2 separate regions of the Homo sapiens genome follow, and region 2 is linked to region 1. A link is a loop called in an ENCODE intact Hi-C map of the cell type or tissue named here. Cell type or tissue: Caco-2. All regions are shown on one strand.

Region 1 (8,000 bases):
TTTTTTAATTTTTATTTTCAGTTCAAGGGTACATGTGCAGGTTTGTTACATAGGTAAACTGGTGGCATGGGGGTTTGTTGTACAGATTATTTCATCACCCAGCTATTAAGCCTAGTGCCCATTAGTTATTTTTCCTGATCCTCTTCCTCCTCCCACCCTCCACCATCTGAGAAGCACCAGTGTGTGTTGTTCTCCTCTATGTGCCCATGTGTTCTCATCATTTAGCTCCCACTTATAAGTGAGAACATGTGGTATTTGGTTTTCTGTTCCTTTGTGAGTTTGCTAAGGATAATGGCCGCCAGCTCCATCCATGTTCCTGCAAAGGACAGGATCTCATTATTTTTTATGGCTGCATAGTATTCCATAGTGTATATGTACAACATTGTCTTTATTCAGTCCATCATTGATGGGCATTTAGGTTGATTTCATGTCTTTGCTATTGTCCATGATGCTGCAATGAACATACATGTCCTTGTGTCTTTATAATAGAATGAGTTATATTCCTTTGGGTATATACCAATAATTTGATTGCTGGGTCAAAATGTATTTCTGTTTTTAGGTCTTTGAGGAACTGCCATACTATCTTCCACAATGGTTGAACTAATTTACACTCCCATCAACAGTTTATAAGCATTCCTTTTTCTTTGTAACCTCCTCAGCATCTGTTATTTTTTGATTTTTTAGTAATAGCCATTCTGACTGCTGTGAGATGGTATCTCATTGTGGTTTTGATTTGCATTTCTCTAATGATCAGTGATGTTGAGCTTTTTTTTCATATGCTTGTTGGCCGCATATATGTTTTCTGTCTTCTTCTGAAAAGTATCTGTTCATGTCCTTTGCCCACTTTTTAACGGGGTTGTTTATTTTCTTCTTGTAAATTTGTTTAAGTTCCTTATAGACGCTGGATATTAGATCTTTGTAAGATGCATAGTTTGCAAAAATTTCCTCTCATTTTGCAGGCTTTCTGTTCACTTTGTTGATAGTTTCCTTTGCTGTGCAGAAGCGTTTTAGCTTAATTAGATCCCATTTGTCAATTTTTGCTTTTGTTGCAATTGCTTTCAGCATGTTTGTCATGAAATCTTTGCCCATTGCTATGTCCTCAATGGTATTGTTTAGGTTATTTTCCAGGGTTTTCATAAGTTTTACATTTAAGTCTTTGATCAATCTTGAGTTAATTTTTGTATATGGTATAAGGAAAGGGTCTAGGTTTTTTTTTTTGTTTGTTTTTTTTTTTTTTTGAGACGGAGTCTCACTTTGTCACCCAGGCTGGAGTGCAGTGGCACAATCTCGGCTCACTGCAAGCTCCGCCTCCCAGGTTCACGCCATTCTCCTGCCTCAGCCTCCTGAGTAGCTGGGACTACAGGCACCTGCCACCACGTCCGGCTAAGTTTTTGTATTTTTGGTAGAGACGGGGTTTCACCATGTTAGCCAGGATGGTCTCAATCTCCTGACCTCGTGATCCGCCCGCCTTGGCCTCCCAAAGTGCCAGGATTACAGGCACGAGCCACCGCGCCTGGCCAGAGTCCAGTTTTAATCTTCTGCATATGGCTAGCCAATTATCCCAGCACCATTTGTTGAATAGGGAATCTTTTCCCCATATCTTGTTTTTGTCAGGTTTGTTGAAGATCAGATAGTTGTAGGTGTGTGGCCTTATTTCTGGGTTCTCAATTCTGTTCCATTCATCTATGTGTCTGTTTTTATACCAGTACCATACTATTTTGATTATTATAGACCTGTAGTATAGTTTGAAGTTGGGTAGTGTGAAGCCACCAGCTTTGTTCTTTTTGCTTAGGATTGCCTTGGCTATTTGGGCTCTTTTTTGGTTTTACATAAATTTTAAAATAGTTTTTTTTCTAGTTGTGTGAAGAATCTCAATGGTAGTTCAATAGGAATAGCATTGAATCTACAAATTGATTTGAGAAGTATGTCCATTTTTATGACATTGATTCTTCCTATCCATGAGCATAGGATGTTTTTCCATTTGTTTGTGTCATCTTTGATTTTTTTGAGCAATGTTTTGTAGTTCTCATTGTAGAGATCTTTCACCTGCCTGGCTAACTGTATTCCTAGGTATTTTATTCTTTTTGTGGCAATTGTGAATGAGAGTTCATTCCTGATTTGGCTCTTGGCTTGACTGTTGTTGGTGTGTAGGAATGTTACTGATTTTTGTACATTGATTTTGTATCCTGAGACTTTTTTGAAGTTATCAGCTTAAGAAGCTTTTGGGCTTAGACTATGGGGTTTTCTAGATATAGGTCATGTCATCTGCAAACAGGGATAGTTTAACTGACTGCCTCTCTTCCTATTTTGATGCCCTTTATTTCTTTCTCTTGACTGATTGTCATGTCCAGGACTTCCAGTCCTATGTTGAATGGGAGTGCTGAGAGAGTGCATCCTTCTCTTGCGCCGGTTTTCAAGGGAAATGCTTCAAGCTTTTGCCCATTTAGTATGATGTTGGCTGTGAGTTGTCATAGATGAGTCTTATTATTTTGAGGTATGTTCCTTCAATACCTATTTTATTGAGAGTTTTTAACATGAAGGGGTGTAGAATTATATTGAAAGCCTTTTCTGAATCTATGAAATAGTCGTGTGATTTTGTCTTTAGTTCTGTTTATGTGATGAATTACATTTATTGATTTGTATATATTGAACCAACTTGTATCCAGGGATGAAACCTACTTGATCGTGGTGGATAAGCTTTTTGATGTGCTGCTGGATTTAGTTTGCCAGTATTTTGTTGAGGATTTTTGCATCACTCTTCATCAAGAATCAGGGTTCTTGCACTGATTCTTATTATCCTTATTATCTTTGTGGGCTTATGTACCTTCAGTCTTTGAGGTTTCTGACCTTTGGATGGATTTTTTCTTTTATCCCATTTGATGACCTTGAATGTTCGACTGTGGTGTAAGGTGAAGTGAGACTCCAGCCTGGGTGACAAAGTGAGACTCCATCTCAAAAAAAAAAGTCAGCTGGCTGGCTTTGTTTCTGGGGGCCAACACTCAGCACTCAACACCTGGACTGTATGTTCTAATTCTGGGGGACTTGTATTGGGTCCCATCTTTGTTCTCTGGCTCCTCGAGGTTTGGAATCCACTGCACTGTGCAGGCAGAGGTACAACAGCTGTGGTAGAGTGTTTGTGGGTGCCAGGGTGCCTACCTCCCTGCGTGTGTTCACCACAGTGGCGGAGGCAATGCAGCTGGATGGGGGATGGGGGCCCCCTGCTGGAGACTGTGTGTGTGGTCACACTGGAGGTGGTGGTGACTCAGGGGTGGGGTGCTGGTGAGTGCAGGTCTAGGTGCCTTCTCTATGCCCCACAAGCAGGAGTGATCACTCATGGTGGGGGAGGATCTGCTGTCATATCCCCATTCTAATCAGGAGAAAAAGATAAGACAAATACCACTGGATGGATTTTGTGCTAAAGAGCTGACCAATATTCCTCAAAAGTGTTAAGATCATCAAAAACAGGGACAGTCTCAGGAATTTTTACAACTAAGACAAGACTAAGGAAGCATGACTAGCAATGGAAAGAATTAAACTTTTATTCTGCCCTTCCTGTGTATTTTAAGATTACTCTACAGGCACAGTTGAAGAGGGAGAGCTGTTCCTCACTGAAAAATTTAAGCCAAGCCTAGTGAAGGCTATGTTTAACAAAAGAAACAATATCTAGAACCCCAGTGACTGAACTGATGTAGGTTGAATGAAACACTTTGGTTAAAGGTCAGTGAGGAATCAGTCAAAGGAGGAACGAGACTGTCATCACCTGAACCCACGATCAGTGCTGATATGGTAAAGAGTGAAAAAACCAGAACTCATGTGCTTCATGCTGGGATGCTGTAGGAGACATGGCACCACTGATGAAGTCCTTTTATCAGAAGAGTGAGACCTGCCTCTAACCTTGTCACAGAGGCTAACTTCCTATGATCAGAAACACTGGGAAAGAGCAACAAGTTAAATGACACAAGAAGGCAGCATACAGACAAATGAATGGTGGTGAGACATGCTGCAGGACCACAGGCCAGTCTGCTAAAACAAGCCAATAGAATGAAAAAGGACAATGGGATGAAGGCAGACATTGTGGGCAATAGGTCTGCTGGAGACTTAAAAGAGACCCAAGAGTATGATCTAAAGCAGAACATCCGTACACCCTAAGCTCCAGAATGTCCCCTCTGAGGTATGTACTAGTGAAAAGGCATACATTCATTTGGCAAAAGATGTGTCTAAGCATGCCCTCAGTAGCACGCTAGAAACAGCCCCAGTGTTCATCACCCTAGCATGGGTAAATACATTGGGATATATACAAAGGAATACTATACAGCCATGAGCATGAAAAAACCATTGTTACTTCTACAACATGGATGAAGGTCACTAATCTATTTTTGATCAAATATAGCCAGACCCAAAGAATATCAGCTCAATAATTCCATTTAAATAAAGATCAAAACAGGCAGTACTACTCTATCCACTAAAGTTAGGATAGTGGTTACCTTGGGAGACAGTGACTGGGAGGGGAATGAGGGGGATTCTCAGAGAATATGTTAATTTCTTGAGAGACGATGGGCCCTCCAGGGATATTCACATATGAAAATTAAGCAAGTCTATGTTTGTGATCTGTGCACTTCGTCAGCAGGGAGAGGGAGAATTAGGAGACATGAATGAATACAGTGTGCGAATCTAGTGGGTTTGGATCCAAACAGACACAATCCCATAGGCCACAATTCCAAATGTTGAAACCCCAAAAGGTCAATCTTTCTAAAGTCTAAATTCCAAAATATCAAAATCCCTAAGCAGAAGATGAGAAAGGTTAATAGAGAATGCTCATGTCAGTGTAACATAGAATTTCAATAAAGCAGTGCCATGAAGAAAACGAATGTGAATATATTCACTGAGGATACCCATGTCCTAAAAGAGAAAAAAAAAAGCAGCTATATGATGCGATGCATGACTTCAAAATATAGTAAATGATCGTGAAATCTGGCCAGTTCTTAACCACTATCTCCATGCAATTGCCCGTAATTTATACCTGTGATGCACTTTTTCTTATGTCATTTTTTAAAGTTTTTGTTTCCTATTTCTTTTCTTTTTTTCACTATGTTAAATTGTCAGCATTATTTTTTACAATGTGTCATATTTCTTTCATCTTGGCATTGCTTCCAGTACTAGAGGCATAAATTGTGTAGAGACTTTTAAAGAGTCTAATTTGTTTTATGCATTTTTTCAAATTAGATTCCACAAAAGTACATTATCACAATGCTTTGTGTGTAAGCATTGTGACGCATGTATAATCTTGCTGAATAAATGAAGAGATGTCTTTTTTTGTTCATGTGCATTTTTGAAAGATAAAATTTCTCGAGATCTTGACTCTAGGTGAAGGTGTGTGCAGTGGTGATCCATAATGGTTTTTGATTGTAGTTGTAAAAGACTTAGGTTGTTGGTCACAGTATTTCATATGACACCAAACTTATAAAATGAGTTTACAAAATTATCAACTATAGTAATATTTGTTGATACATTTCCTTGTGTGACCTATTTCTTTATGATTATGGTTTGTCCGCTTATAAGAGTTATACCTGTGTGACTGTCATTGGTGTAACTGTTTGTGCTTGCAAATATATGCATGTTATTGTTGTCTATTTCATTATATAAAGTGGCTTATGAAGTATTCTATCATGTTTTTACATTTCTCAAATAAGCCTACATTTTTAAAGGTAAATAAACATCTTCAATGATTTTTAAAATTATTTTTCCCAGAAGTGCATTTTTGGCATTTTGATATTTTGGGATTTCAGCATTTAGGGTTATGGTGATTGGCATTGCATCTTGTGGGATTATGGTGGACTCCTCACTGTAGGCATTGTATTCTGGCCTGCTGGCCCTAGTGTGTGGCCAATGGTCAGCCTGCCCAGTGGGGTTGGCCTACAGGTGACCTTTGGGTCACCCAGTCAGCTAGGAATGAAGGAGATGATTCAGGGCAGGTATATGGGAGTGTAGGGCCCACCCTTGAACAGGAGTGCAGCCTCTGGAGGGTGGAAGGGACCTGCACCATCCATGTACAAGTGGAAGCTTCTCCATCCTCACCCACTCTGTCCTAAACCCCAACTCTCCTCCAGGGCCCTTGTCTGTATTTTAGAAAAGGTGGTGTCCTAATGGAGATGGGGAGAAGACAGGTGGGCCAGGTCCAGTGACAGTCTCTCACTGGCTTCCTTGCAGGCCTCAGCCATGTGGCATGGGGCATCTGGCACTGGGTAACTGTTGATTACAGCAACCCTTCCCTGGTCATGGGGTAGACAGCTGAGGCCAGGGTGAGGGCAGAGCCCTGTTAAATGCAACTGTTGCTGGTTATAAGCTGAGCCAATCACGTACCTTCTCTGCCTCAATTCTTCATCTGTAAAGTGGGAACATGATAGTACAAGTTCAGAGAACTGGTGTGAGTCTTTACCTGATGTCACCCACCTGCATGTAAAATGACTGGCCCAAATGATGTGGTCAGTAAGAAGTAGCTTTTGTTACAGTATGTCTAAAATATGCCTTCCCTCATATTTTAACATTTCTAAACCTGTATATGTCTTCAGATCCACTTGTACACTGATTAGTGCATTTATTTTCATTTCCTCCTGAAAATCTGTTATGATGGATGGTTCATCTCACATCTCGGAACTGTGAAGACATGGTATAACTTGTTCCAGGTCTGGCTGGGTAACAGTCAGGGCTACTGGACCAGGGCCTGGATTCCTACATGAGTCTGTGGGACTTGGCCCTGGGAAGGTTTCCAACACATCTTCCAGGACCACACTCCCTGCACCCAACCCCAGACCTCAAAGTTTTGCAAGGGACAGTCCTCCAGCTGGAAACCCTGAATGCCCACACTGTGCCTGTCCCTGGACTCCCAGGTTCATGTTTCTAGAGAATGCTGGAGCCACATTCCAAATTCTTCCTGCCATAGCTTGGATTTGCAAGGAGCCTTCCACATAGATATGTAAAAACCATTTTTGCTCACACAATTGTTTTCAAGGTTTGACTCAGCCTAGAGCTACCTACTTAGAAGCTGCAAGCCTCTCTTGAGTCCAAGATATTTACAATTTCCTCTTCTGAATTTCCTTCCAGAAAGCAGCCAGAGGAGGAATTATGTCCCCAGGACACAATTATGTGCTAAACCATGGCTAGGAACTTGTTGATTGCGTAGACATCAACCTTTCGTATGTCCAAGGCCTTGCCCTCTCAGCTTTGTCATCCACTGCACTTTTCTTTTTTGCACACTCAGGAATCTGCCACACCACCTGCCCTTCACCCACCTTCTGTCAGCATTCAATGGGTGACAGGAAACTGCTGCACAAAGTGCTCTGGGGGTCTGTGTCATTTGCTATGTGCAACCCTCCCTTCAATGGGTATTTGGAAGGAGCCCATCTCTCCGATGAGCCAGACTAGACCATGGAAGGGTTCAGACATGGCCCAGGTTCCACAGTGAAGAAGTAAGAGGACCAGAATAGGCTCACATAATCAGACCCTCAGACTCACAACCTCTCTCAAGTAGAATGAGTGTTCTATTGAACAGAGGAGAGGAAGTTGTCTTTGTAGCCAGAAAAGTACTGAAGAGAGTGGAAACAGAAAACAAAAAGCAGGTTGGTCATTTCAAAGTTGCTTTCCATTTAGGACTAAAGTGGAAGAGACTTCCTGATTATGCTGACTCATGTTGATTGGAATTTTCTTTTTTTTTAAATATATATATATTTTTTATTATACTTTAAGTTCTAGGGTACATGTGCATAATGTGCATGTTTGTTACATATGTATACATGCGCGATGTTGGTGTGCTGCACCCATTAACTCGTCATTTACATTAGGTATATCTTCTAATGCTATCCCTCCCCCCTCCCCCCACCCCACAACAACTGGATTAAGAAAATGTGGCACATATACACCAAGGAATACTATGCAGCCATAAAAAATGATGAGTTCATGTCCTTTGTAGAGACATGGATGAAGCTGGAAACCATCATTCTCAG
Region 2 (8,000 bases), 360 kb after region 1:
TATTATTGTGTAGCTGTGTAAATCTTTTTGTAGGTCCAGAAGTACTTGTTTTACGAATCTGTGTGCTCTATGTTGGGTTCATATGTATTTAGGATAGTTAAGTCTTCTTGAATTGAACCATTTATCATTATATAACGCCCTTCTTTGTCCTTTTTTTACTGTTGTTGGTTTAAAGTCTGTTTTATCTAATATTAGAATAACAACCCTGGCTGTTTTTTTGTTTTCTGTTTGTGTGATAGATCTTTCTTCATCCCTTTACTTTGAGCCTATGTAGCCCCTATTTTTTAGGATAAAACACCTAAGATAGAAGAGGCTATCTTTTTCTGGAGGTTACAAAGCTGTACTTGTGGGAGGACTGTTGGAGGGTCACACATGAAGACTTGATCTGGTTGTTTTACTGTGTATTCTCCCCCAACATGTTCCTCTTACTTTTATCCTGAATATCATGCCTCCAGCCCCCACTATGACAAAAACAAAGATTGAAGGAAACTGCTGACCTAACACCAAAAGTCTCTGATGCCTGCTCTTGAAACTGCTCCTGCAAGAGACTAGATAAGCCCGGACCTCGGGGAAGCAGGGAGAGGTGGGAGAGAAGTGACTTGGCCAGGAGAAAGAAAAGGGTCTAAAGGTTAAGGAATTTTTGGAATGGGAAGGAGAACTAGAGCTTGACATGGCATGTATTAGGGGCCAAGTGGGATAGACTCCAAGGACAAGCTTCAACACTTCTGCCTGTCCCTAGCTGTCTCCTGCCCTGTAGGCACCTGCTGTTTGGACACTTACAAGCCCACTTAAGAAAATGGTGGAGGACTCAGATATCACCCCCTGTTTGACGGATACATGGGTAAAACAGAATCGGCAGAGTACTTTACCTATGAGCGGGGAAGAGGGGTCCAAGTGTCACTGTTACACTTCCCTGTTCTTGGCTTCCTCCCACCACTTCCCACTTTAGAACCCACAGGGCCAATTCTTGTAGTCAAATGATTATTTGTTTCCATATCTTTCTGCAAAGGGTAAGGCCAGAACTTGGTTAAAGGATATATTTGCTTCATGCTGTGTCTCGCCAAACATCTCTCTTTTATCACCACAGCCTTTATGTGGCTGCAAGAAGAATTTGGCTCCTGTGTCTGAGCCTGTCCTGGGAGTTGGGAGACATGGGCTCTCAGCACAGCTCTGCTGTGGAAACTGCCTGGGAGATGTAGGCTCCCAATTTGTTGGGAGTGTGTGTGAGTATAGGTGTGTGTGTGAGTCTGTGTGGAGGTAGAGGAGGGATGGTCCCTGGGACTGAGTTTCTAGGCTTCTCTAAGTCTTTGTCAGGTTCTTTAGCAACTTGCCTCCTACCATCTCCATGAAAGGAAGTGGTCACTCTGACAGATGAGATAAAATCATCCTCATGATGGAAAGAGAGTAAATGGAAGAGGGGCTCTGCTTTGATGGAGGTGCCTGCTTTTATGCTACCCCATGACCCAAACCTGGCACCATCAGTTCAAGTCCACTGAGGGATTGCTGGCAAGGGAGCTTTAGAGATTTTGGTAAACTATGAGATTTCGTCCTATAAAGGAAAGGGGTGTGTGTGTGTGTGTGTGTGTGTGTGTGTGTGTGTGTGTGTGAGAGAGAGAGAGAGAGAGAAAGAGAAAGCTACCCAGATAAAGATAGTCAGGCTGCTGTCCTCCACAGGGGAAGCAGGGCAGGAAGCACAGACTTTGTAGTTATAAACCTGGAATTGACCCCTGGCTCCATCACTCAATGGATGTGTGACTCTGAGAAAGTCACTATACCTCTCTGAGTTATAATTACCTCATCCAGAAGATGGGTACAATATTAACCACCTACCTGCAGGAGTAATGAAACTTCTCAGTCTGTCTCCTGGGAGATGAGATTCCTGTGGGAGCGATCTGTAAACTATAAAGCACAGTATTACTAATAGTGGTGAAGATACATTTCTGTTTTCCCAGGAATGACCTTTGAATAAGCGTGTGGGGATGCTGGCCTGAGCCTCAAAGCCTGTAGATGGGAAATGGGCAGATAGTGAAAAGCCTCCAGCTTGGGGAGAAGGAAGAAGAGCCGTGAGACCATAGGTTTCCAGTCCTGAAGGTCCTACAGGATATGGCCTGTTTGGGGACTTAGATTCCATCCATGGGTTATAACCAAATATGTGTAGTGGCTCCAGGCCAATAGGGAGGCAGTGAGAGTTCTGACTTGGGTAAACTGACAGGTTTGAAAATTGAAGGCTATTTCAGTACCAGGAATCTGTAAGGCGGGAAGCCTCTTTTTTGATCTGTGTGGAAATTGATGCCTAGGGCAATACATACCCATGATCTGTTATTCACAAAACCCTAATCCATAAAGCTCTGGCAAGGCTTTTTCATAAGCCTGCTCTAAATTCTCTTGCTAGTAAAACCTAAAATGGATGATACGAAACTGTTTATAAAATACTGAATTTTCTTCATTTATCATATTTTGTATTAATATTCATACATCTCACTGCTTAAATGTCAATGTGTTGGCTAGACTCTGAGAGGTGCTACTTACTGATCTGTACACTTCATCCCCTTTCTGGATTCTGAAAATTATCTGTGCATATGTGATACTAACACCAGTAAGAGCCACCATTTGTTGAGGCCTTGCAGAGGGCTAGAGTTCCTGGATATGTGCTTTTTCTCCAGCCTTGACCTCATGAGGACGCCCTTCCCAGGACAGGTGAGACTGAGGCCCTGCCCCGGGTCAACCTGGATGGCTGGATATTCCACCCTCTGACCAAATTGCACCAAGTGGGTGAAATCTCATTTAGTTCCATCCACGGTTTTCCTTGGAGGAAATTGGCTGAACATAGGGCTAAAAAAATAGGAAGAGCCCTTGGCAAGCATGTGTGTACACCAGTCATTTCAGATAACTGAAATCTGCCCGCAAAGTCTTCTGTCGGGAAATCCTGCACTCTGTGTGGCCTCCCAGTGCAATCACACAGAGCCTGGGTCCACCCACAAAATTCTGGGGTGTCACTTGCTTTAAGAGTCCAATTTTGAAATGTGGTCATGACACCCAGTTGCTACTATCATAGCATGTTCCTCACAGGTGCCGAGTGGGAGACACAATTAATTGCAGGAGATGAAGTCACAGGATGCTGTGCGGCAGCCTTCTCAACATTACTCTGCTGGCAGCTCTCTTTGTCCCTAGGAAGTTTGTGGTTAATTTTTGGCAGGATGGAAAGATGCCTGAAAGCAGCTTTTCAAGGGAAGTCTTGCTTTTGTTTTTGTGGTCTCCGTTTTTCTCCCTGACAGGAGTCCGAATGCAGACCTTATCATGACTAGCACCTGACTTGGGTGAACATTAAGGAGGCAAGATGGCTAGGTGACACCACTTGGCCACAAAACTGAAATAGTTAGCACAGGATCTGGCTTATAGCAAGTGCATGGCCCAGGGTCTCTTCATGGTGCTTATTGTGGTCACGCGTTCTGTCGTTTCCTTCTTCACCAAATCTGTGTAGAGCACAGGGGATAAGTGAGGTGGCTTTTCACTAGCTGAAACTGGGTTTGAGTCCTGCCTTTGTCACTTACTAGCTGTGTGACCTTAGACAGCTTACGTCCACTTTCTCATCACGTAACATGAGGATGGTAGAACCCACATCTCAGCATTGTAGGGCCATAAATTTCTTTAGACAGTGGTGCTCAGGGCTTACTCACTCAGACTTGGTAGCTAACAGTAATAACTTAGAACTAATCTGGATCCTGAATTGTAAAATGTACTTTTCCCCCATGTAAAATTGGGGTTTTCTGACAGCCTATGTTCTGGAAACTCTCTTGCCTATCCACCCCTGCTCTCAGCCTTGTGACCTTCCATGTGCCCTGGTTGCCTATGAGAGCAGATCATGGTTACCCTTAAAGCACAGGGCCTAGCAGCCCAGCCCAGAGCCCTGGCCCGTGGCAGTGTTGCATAGTGATTAAGAAGCCAGGGGCTATGAGACCTTGGGCCAGCAATGACCCTCTCCAAGCCTCAGTTTGTGCATTGCTACTCTGGAGAGAAAAGTAGTGCACAGTCCCTCGGGCAGCAGTGAGGATTCAATGAGTTGAAAAGTCTGGGATGAATTTGATCCGCAAAGATGTTATCGGAAAAGAATACCAAAACAATCCTGGTGTTGGGGTCTTTTGTTTGACTTTGGACCCCACTGTGGACTGACAGTGGTATGAAGAGTGCTAATGTCATCCTCCCTCCAGCCTGCTGTTGTGAGAACTTAATCTTTTTTTATTTTTATTTTATTTTCTTTGAGACAGGGTCTCACGCGGTAACCCAGACTGGAGTGCAGTGGCATGATCTCGGCTCACTGCAACCTCTGCCTCCCAGGTTCAAGCGATTCTTCCTTCTCAGCCTCCTGAGTAGCTGGGATTACAAGCTTGCACCACCATGCCTGGCTAATTTTTGTATTTTTAGTAGAGACAGGGTTTCACCATGTTGGCCAGGCTGGTCTCAAAAGAGAACTTATTCTTTGAGCAGCTCGTTGTTGATGTTGAAAACAAGTTACACTGCATGATGGTAGCCATAGATGGGGCCCTCAGGAAAATGCTCACAAAGCCCTGGAGCCTAGCCAGATGCATCACCTCAGTGCAGGGTGAAAACCCCCACATGGCACAGGCTGTGGCTTCAGAACTGAAAATATTTCACTGGCCCTTATGCATCTCTCTGAAGTTCACTAGCCATGATACAAGCCATGTGGGGCTCAGGAGAGCCAGCAATTGCTACAGCTTTGCCTCATCTGGGCTGGAGCTGAAGCAGGCTAAGAAGGCTAGGATCTGGAACTCCACAAGCTAGTCTCTGGCCAGGCAGGCAGAACCTGCTTCACAAAGGCCCAGTTGATTGAGTACTTTCTGGAGGCTGGGAGTGGGTCCCTCTGCTGGCTGTTTGTGGGATTCACATTTCCTGATGGGGCCCAGGGAAGTTTAGCAGTGGCTCAGGGTCACAGAGGAGCTAGGGTTGAAATCAGGCCTGTCTGATTCCAGAGTTCATACTTTTTTTTTTTTTCTTTTCTTTGAGACAGAGTTTCGCTGTTGTTGCCCAGGCTGGAGTTCAGTGGTGCAATCTCGGTTCACTGCAACCTCTGCCTCCCGGGTTCAAGCGATTCTCCTGCCTCAGCCTCCTAAGTAGCTGGAATTACAGGCGCCCACCACCATGCCACGCTAATTTTTTTGTGTTTAGTAGAGACGGAGTTTCACTATGTTGGTCAGGCTGATCTTGAACTCCTGACCTCAGGTGATCCTCCTGCCTTGCCCTCCCACGCCTGCTGGGATTACAGGTGTGAGACATTGTGCCAACAGAGTTTATACTCTTTAGACTGCCCTATCATGTGACTGCTTAGCCACCATCAATCAGAAAGGTGGGAACCAGGCAGCCAGCTGGGGGCAAGCTGGTGGTTTCTGCATTGGGATACAAAGTAAGGGTTAAGACTGGGGGCCTCGAGGCTTTGCTCCTGCCCAGGATTTAACTGCAATGCTTAGGCTCCAAGATTCGATGGAAAGAAATCCCAGCTGTGGGCTCTGAGGACTTTGAAAACTATGTTTCATATGTGAATACACTTGCCCTTTAGCAAGAATCTCCGCTGATAAGCCTTCCTCCTCTGAGTGTTTTTATTGGTCCCTTAGAAAGTGTTAGAGAAATTTCCCATTTTGATAGACTTTTTAATGATGTTACAAAAATATCATTTCACATTGATTCCACAGGGGGGACATCTGCTGCTTCCCAAATGCCACATTTCTTCAAATAAAAAGCAGAAGACAGCATGCAGTACATAAGGAACTCATGTCTTGGTAAAGACAAAATTGAAATTCTTTTAATAATTAGTCTCATGTCATAGAAAAGAGGACTGATTTTCCTCACCCACCCAGCAAGGTTGCTCTTCTTGCTATACTTGTTTGGCATAAACTACTGACTTCTTGCGAGCACTGATCTTAAGAGGGCCATGGTAATGAGTCACGGTAATTTGGCATGTCTTTGAAGATCCTTCCTCCTACACTTCTGTTTGTCCCCTTGAAGGCATCCTATTTCAGGCTGTGTTTAGCTATTCCTTTTGTTGATGCGTCCACTCATGCCTGAGGTATGTCTCATAACACACCTGTGAGAGGGGACCTTGGAGGAACGTCACCAAAGGCCGAGGAGCAATGTCTTTGCAGTGTTTCCCAGTCCATCTTGTCCTCTGGCTTTTACTTCAGAAGGGACACTCCTGCCTTGCTGGCAAGAGGGGATGGGCTTTGCCTTGAATTCCAGCTGTGGGCTCCGCTTTGCAAGATATCTGCTTGTCAGAACCTGAGACTGCAGGTGTGCAGGGTCTGGTCTATATGACCACGGGACAGGTCCCAGGTATATGACTGACAGGCCTGAGGGACCAGAAGCCCTTCTCCTTACCCAAGCCCAGATGGAGAAAACTTCAACTGTGAGAGCCCTCCTTTATTCCCAAACGGCCATCATTGTTTCCCTTCCCTGTGGCTTTTTATAAAGAAATCTGGGGGAGTAAGAATAAATCGTTTCTAGATCAAAGAGAAACAGCGAAAACCAGGAGAAAAGGCGGTAGCCAATGTACCCACTCCATTCAGATGAATGCAGTCCAAACAGAAAGACAGCCAGTCATACATCACTCAGTGACAGTGCAATGCAATACTTCCAAAGATCTGATTAGGCACTTCTGTTTTTCTTATTTTAAGCTTATGCTTTACAAAGTAAGTTGTTGTTTTTCGTTTTGTTTTGTTTTAAACGAATCGCCTTTAAAGTAGTGGGGGCAAAACACCAGAGCTTAGGCAACCCCTGGTGGAGGCTTTTATAATTCCTCTACTTTTTGGCTTTGACAGCATGAGGGTTGCCTGCTCTAAGCCCTGCCTATCCATCCACCCAGAACTGAAGTGGCTGAATCATTGCCTGGCATGACAGGAAAGTCTTGGGCTTGAGGGGAGAAAAAAAAAGAAAAGAAGAGAGGGAAGACGGTGGGACGAGAACTGGAAAGAAGAGGAAGGAAGGGAAAGATTGTTCAGAGGACGATGCAAGATGTCCACAGGCAAACGGGACTGAGACTAACCTCTTCCATTGTGAGAGAATATCTCAGCTCCTAAAGTTTTTGATATAGTATGTGATGCAGGGTAGGAGCCCAGCAAATGTCAGGGCTTCTGTGATGCCCAGCCCCTTGGCTGCCCCCTCATGCTCCATGCGGCTTCACTTCTTCCTGGGAAGTAAAACAGAATCAGATTCTGGCTGTGTTGCCATTCACTTTCACTCCTCTGGAACCCCAGGGAGCCTAGGGCTGCTACTGCTGCACCTTAGTCCTCAGGGTAGCACAGACCTGGCTACGGAACTAGATGCCTATGGATGACCATCTATACTCTCCAGAGTTCAGATTGAGAGCAGAGTTCTAGCACGTTGCCTCACGCACCTTGAGATAGTCTCTTCTGGGAACAGTGCCCTCCGTGCCCAGCGCATTTGGGTAACATTCACAGCCCACGTTAGACTCCTCCTTGGAACACCATTTCACGTGCCTACAGAGCCCAGGGCCCTCCCTATGACTCTGCAGGGGAGAGAGCCCTCACTGGCATTGGGCTGAGGACAGCCTGGGACACTCCCTTTCCTCATCCAGGTAGTTCTCATCATGGTTCTCATCCCGAGCCCTTGAAACCCCACGAAGGTACTAGCCCCTGGGATACAGTAGTAAATGGACAGGGCAGAGCCTGCCCTTGAGGGGTGCCCATCCAAGGATCCCTGGATCTGGAATGAGAGACAAATCTTGAATTCTCCCCTGAATCCTCATCCTACCATTGTGTGGGACTATATACCAATTTGCCAGTGTGCATTGTCCCCTCCTCCTGGAGTTAGGCTCAAAGGCGGGGGTAGGGTAGAAGTCCAAGAGCAAGGGGACTCCCTTTGCTGTATGGTACCCTAGAAGGTCCAGAGTCCTAGAACTCCTCTCACACCAAATCCACATATCTTAGCTGCAGAAGTGTCTGGAGCAGTCCCCTGAGCTTCCTGTGACACTA

The links. Hi-C counts contacts between places; a loop is a spot of excess contacts. Peaks named below come from ENCODE experiments on the same cell type or tissue, not always from the same donor. Only the 100,000 strongest peaks of a DNase experiment are listed, where the experiment ranks them.
Region 2: a loop joins it to region 1, with 18 times the contacts of the local background. A loop is called at or near these places in 3 of 110 quality-filtered maps.

Annotation. Positions count from the first base shown.
Region 1 is chrX:149,867,353-149,875,352 of GRCh38, reverse strand. All of the region lies in intron 2 of LINC00850 (long intergenic non-protein coding RNA 850), which reads right to left. Among named protein-coding and RNA genes, the nearest start is that of MAGEA8, 9.8 kb to the left of the region's middle. In Caco-2, a CTCF peak has its summit at 3,217 (motif pointing left); a DNase peak (open chromatin) is centred at 3,222.
Region 2 is chrX:149,509,326-149,517,325 of GRCh38, reverse strand. No RefSeq gene overlaps it. Among named protein-coding and RNA genes, the nearest start is that of IDS, 8.0 kb to the right of the region's middle. RefSeq lists enhancers at 4,714-5,008, 5,694-6,893. In Caco-2, no CTCF peak of the experiment used is centred here; DNase peaks (open chromatin) are centred at 4,855 and 6,115.